2 separate regions of the Homo sapiens genome follow, and region 1 is linked to region 2. Evidence: chromatin loops called from intact Hi-C (ENCODE). Cell type or tissue: chondrocyte. All regions are shown on one strand. Links, peaks and the distances in the headings refer to the core of each region. The heading gives the core; the rest is flanking DNA.

What was found. Hi-C counts contacts between places; a loop is a spot of excess contacts. Peaks named below come from ENCODE experiments on the same cell type or tissue, not always from the same donor. Only the 100,000 strongest peaks of a DNase experiment are listed, where the experiment ranks them.
Region 1: it touches region 2 in a loop (5-fold over the local background); 11 of 110 quality-filtered maps call a loop at or near these places.

The regions. Positions count from the first base shown.
Region 1 is chr10:35,397,446-35,400,257 of GRCh38, reverse strand. The region is part of intron 1 of CCNY (cyclin Y); the gene reads right to left. Among named protein-coding and RNA genes, the nearest start is that of CCNY, 62 kb to the right of the region's middle. In chondrocyte, for the core only: a CTCF peak has its summit at 1,549; no DNase peak of the experiment used is centred there.
Region 2 is chr10:35,446,281-35,449,092 of GRCh38, reverse strand. The region is part of intron 1 of CCNY (cyclin Y); the gene reads right to left. It overlaps LOC124902410 (a long non-coding RNA gene), which reads left to right and starts at 2,105. Exons shown (of 2, transcript XR_007062112.1): 1 at 2,105-2,812. RefSeq lists an enhancer at 394-1,064. In chondrocyte, for the core only: no CTCF peak of the experiment used is centred there; no DNase peak of the experiment used is centred there.

The DNA.
Region 1 (2,812 bases), core at 187-2,686, 49 kb after region 2:
GGGAGATTCTAAACAGAATGCCTTTCATCAAACCACTAGAAGCCGTTTTTAGTATTTTACAAAATCCAAAAGAATTCTTCTATAAAACTGCCTACATCAAATAGATGGTGCTGGAAGAAAATCCAAATATACAGAACAGCTATCCACAGGGCTAAAATCAGGCAAGGGAGATCTGCGATGGGAAGCAGGCAGGTGTCAGAAGGGACCCATTGCATGTCCCTTCTCTGAGACTCCAGCTCCACATATTTTCTGAGTCCCCATGTAAACTGGAGAACATACCTAGCCTTCCATGTCAACAGAACTTTATCTCTACTAGCCATGTATCTTATTCCAAAAACAAAAACACCAGTTTGGAGGTCAATCCTGTGTTCAGCCAGAACATCTCCAATCTACAGGAAGAAGTCTTCTCAGGGTTTGCTACATAACAGTCAGAATTTTCTCCCCCGCATGGCACTGAAGGGAGCATATTACTGGGATCTGCTAAGGGGGAGTCCAGTTATGTATCTCCCTATCAGTACTCCGCACATAAAAGATCTACTGCAGAAGAGAGATAACCCCTTATCTTTTATGTTTATTTTTGTAGAGACAGACTCTCGTTATGTTGCCCAGGCTGGTCTTGAACTCCTGGCATGAAGCAAACCCCCTACCTTGGCCTCCCAAGTGTTGGGATTAACAGCGTGAAACACCACACCCATCCTGCTCCTTTTCAATTGAGGAAGCAGAATAGCCTGTGCCTCCCTTCACACCTTGAATTAAACAGCGTTGTGTCCTGTGTCGGCCACCTGGCAGGCAGGCTGGTCTGTAAGTCATGTCACCTTCTCACCACTTCACACACTAGTACCCAAATTCTGTGGTGGAGTAAAAAGACTTCCAGAAAAGTGGAGTAGACACCCAAGACACCAGTCCCCGAGAAGTAACCTCAAACATGGATAAGCATCCTGGGCAGTCAAGCCAAGAGTTAGCAGCCAGACATGCAGTCCACAGCCTCCACGGCCCAGCAGGGAGCTACGACCTCACCATGCTCAACAGGAACATCCAAAATGCCACCCTCACTTTCAAAGTGCCCTTAGTTGTCTTACCGTCAAGCACACATGGTTAAAAAGCAGGAACTTTATAAAATGTGGGAAGAAACCATGTGAGAAACCCAATCAGCTCATGCTTTCAAGTCAGTTGGGTTCTCAAAGTTCATTTGTACATTTGCTTGGAACTTAAAATGCATTTCTGCAGCGAGTCTGCTACAAGCCTACGCTATAAGGGACTGACATACCAAGCTGAAAGGCCAGGAAAGCAAGCACGGCGTATGTCTGATTCTTCACAGGGGCAGCTCTGTCAGGCAAGGCAGGCCTTATCCCTTCCCAGGCTCCACCAGTTCTCAGGCTAAACCCCTTCTCAGAATAGCCTGGGAATATCTTACCCTCACAAATGTGGTCTGGTTAAACTAAATAAAAATTGAGCATATTTTCAGTGATTTTAAAGGAAGAAACTTGTAAGGGTATTTTATCTGCAAATTTACTTAACTGGTCACTTTACGGTTTTTTGTTTTGTTTTGTTTTTAGACAAAAACTAGTGAGCATTTTGTAAAATGCAGGGAGAGCCCCACCAAGAGCAGTTAGCAAAACTTACAGCCTTAGGAGTTTGAATTACACAATGACATCTCGAGAACCATATGGTAAACGATTTCTACCACCGGGAACTTGGCAATGCCCTAATCACACACAGCTGTTGGTCCCAGCAGTCAAAACATAGGAACTGGACCAGCCAGACACATAAATGACCCCAAGTAGTGACCAAATCATGGGGCTCCACAGTCGTAACAAAAGGACCTGAGAGGATTAGCACAGGCTGCATTTCCGAATCTCCGCCATGCAAAAGGACACGTGTTGGTCACTTCCAAGGAACACAACCTGTATCTATATCATGTCCACCAAGGACCTTGCTGGCTTTTAAGCCACTTCCATGTCTCTGGCAAAATGCATCAGTCCTCTGAGAGGATCACAATCACATCTGTCCCCATACTCACTGCAGAGAATGGAGGGCCAGCTCTGCCCACAGTCGGGGCCCTAGGCTCCAGGGGGTGGCTCTCATGCAGCAGACGGGACCCCCACTGGCTTCCTGGTCATGCTCCTTGATCATATGGCTTTGCTCTCAGCCTCCACGGGCCCCAGGAAGCCCAGCTACTACCCTCCCTGCTGCCTCCATCCATGCCCACTCCACATGGATGAGGGTGTTTCTCCTCCAGCACTGCTCAGAGAACAGAGTCTGGTCTCACTGTGCCTCCCCTTCCCTCGGCCCTGGAAGCAAGCACATCACCAGAGGGGGAAGTCCTGCCTATATTGCACCAGCACTCCTCTGGGAATCCTCACTCAAGGTTAGCAACTGGCAATTTAAGGTCCTCTCTTTAATCCACCTAAGGATCAAAATGAGAAACTGGAAGGACAGCAGAGGGAAAGGACACACATGCATCCAGGCAGGAGAGATGCAGCAGCCCACACACAGCTGGGGCCATTTCTGATAGAGCTCCATAATTCTGGAATCTCCTGGGATGGTTCAGACATAACTCAAGCACTGCCAGCACTGCTGCTCCTAGCCCAAGTTCTCAGTCTTTGGTCCCAGGGACAGGGTTCATTTGGTACCCTGCATACAAGGCTGACCTGACCTTAGAAGAAGTGTTATTCTCTCCCACCGCCAATGTTGTGTCTCTCCCCTACCTCCTAGAATTCCTCCTCCCCAATCCAGGGCCAAAGAGGGAAATGGTATCCCCATCAGAGACTAATTCTGCCCTCCAAAGTAACTGAGTACCTCTAAGGTAGGG
Region 2 (2,812 bases), core at 62-2,561:
TTGACTAACATGTAAATCAAAATCAACAGGCTCAAGACCTGTTCCTTCCAGTCTACATCAGTCACTAAGGAGCAACTCCACCCTTCAAGGCCTGCACTCATCCTCCACCCTCGCTATTCCCACCCAATGCAGCCAACCAGCAAATCCCCTGACCTTGCCCCTTGACATGCCTCAGGGTCTAACCCACACTGCACCCCCTGGGGATACTCCATTGTCCATTCTCTCCATAGTTGCCACAGGAATCCTGCCAAAACTGCATTAGGAGCACGTCTGCTCAAACTCCACATTGGCCCCCATTCTAGAGTGCAAAGTACTCACAGTGGCTACAGGACTGGACATGCCCTGCCCCTGCTGCCTCTCTGACCACTCCCCTCCATCCCCCACACTCCCTCTGCCCCTCAAACCCACCAGGCGCATGCCCACTCTGCTGGGAAGGCTCCTTCCCCAAGGAGTCACATGGTTCAGCTCTCATATCCTTCAGGTATCTGAAGGATGTCACCTTACCTAACAGTAACACCATAACATCCCTTTATATAAGCACTGTCCTAATACCTAACACATAGTAGTTACATGGCAGGCACCATTTTAAGAATTTTACACATGCCAATTTATTTAGTACAACTCATATAATAATAATATTACCCTCATGTTACCTATGAGGAAAGAGACATAGAGAAATTAAAGGGCTTGCCAAAGTCACACGGCAAGTAATGGGAATTCGCATTCCAACTCAGGCAGCCTGGCTCCAGAATTTCTGCTACACCGGCCCTACCCATGTCCCCACCCTTAACTTCCTGCTTTGTTTTCTCTCCGGTCTGCTTTGTTCGTGACTGCCCTGGGGCCCCAGATGGTGTCCAACAGAGAGCAGGTACTTGGCCATTACTTGTTGAATGAGTTAAAGAACGATTCAATCACACTGAGCCACCTGTTCCCCTCCAAAGCTGTCATCAATCTGCTGCTGTACAGAAGTCACCAGATCACAATTAAAATGCGAGCCGCTGGTTCCCACAGTGAAGGCGGTCTCCTTCACTGGCTGGAGGATGAGACAGTGACCTGGTGCCAGCTGAGCCAAGGAGCACCAGAACAAGTGGCCTTTCTGATAGCTGAAAACGAATGAGGAGCTACACCATGAACGGCAAAGCACAGCCTCAAACACCTTCATCACGGGAAATGCCAGGGGCAGGCCTACATTTTTTGGTTAAAAGCATATCTTTTGTTTTCCTGCCTGTTATGCCTTTATCAAACTATCTGTGGTTTACAGCCACGTGTTTCAAATTCCAGACCAAGCACAAACATCCGACCTGTGCCAAACAGACTCAGCAAGCCAGAGAACAGAAATCACAGGAAGCCAAGAAACTCCCCAAAGTGTCAGACATGCCCATTATTTCTGGCATTTCATGGCAGAAATGCTACCCTTGGGTTATTACTTATAAATATTTCAAGCTACTGCAATGACACTGCTACTAAACAACACCTCAAACCTCTTGAAATCTTAGAAATTAAGATTGTATTTATATTATTTTAGGGTTTAGCAAGTTTTTCTTAAGAAATGGAAACGTGCAGGTAAAATCAAGAAGTGTGAGAAATGACAGAGATAATGATGATGATGGTCATAATCACCCCACTGTCTCAAGACCACAGTGGTGTTTCCCCATCATCTGCCCCTAAATATAAATAAAAATTGCTCTCTGGCTTACCACGTTATCGCTAGTAAAGCCTCCTGTCTTTTTGAAACATGATTACATTTGAAAGTCCTGCTTACAAAGCCACGTGTTAAACTATGGTTTTTCTAGAATTCAAACTAAACCAGCTTTCTTAGATGGAGTCTCGCTCTGTCACACAGGCTGGAGTGCGGTGGCACGATCTCAGCTCACTGCAAGCTCCGCCTCCCGGGTTCACGCCATTCTCCTGCCTCAGCCTCCTGAGTAGCTGAGACTACAGGCGCCCGCCACCACATCCGGCTAATTTTTTGTACTTTTAGTAGAGACGGGGTTTCACCGTATTAGCCAGGATGGTCTCGATCTCCTGACCTCATGATCCACCCGCCTCAGCCTCCCAAAGTACTGGGATTACAGGCATGAGCCACTGTGCCCAGACCTAAACCACCTTTCTTTAACCTACATGGTAACTATATGTTTTCCAAAATCTGTATAATCAATTTATCTAAAAATTACATTAGAAATTAGGAGACACTAATTTTTAAATCTAGAACTTATCTCGACATGCAATTTTGAAACTGTCAGGAATGAAGAGACAAATTGCTTATTACACTTCCGCTGGAGAACAACGAACAGCCCTGGGATGGTACCCAGAGGGCCATCAGCCCCACAGATCCCACAAGGGGCAAGAGGAGCAACCCAGCACTGTCAGTCTCTGCTCCATCCAGGATCCAGTGAGCCAGTGACAAGGCAGGGTTGGCAACAAGAAGATCATCACTAACCACAAAGACCCTGGCAAAGGGAAGCTGCTCATGAAACACAAACTGGATATGACAGCTTATTACAATTCCTGTCCATGAGTTCATGTCCAAATTCACACTATCCCTGGCAAATCTACACTACCACACTTTTACTAAAAGCAGGGACAGGACAAAGGAACAATTTCTTGCACACAAATGCATTCTGGAGGTCAGTTAATTTAGGACAATTAAGTACTATTTAAATGAAAGAAAATCTATATTTAGTGGGGAAAAAAAACTCCACATTTTTCACTGAGCATGTGTGTCCAGTATCTTCATCAAGGAGAATATTTTAGGCATTTGACATGTAAGTATTTTGAAGAGATTTTTGAACCTCACTGACCTGTTACCTTA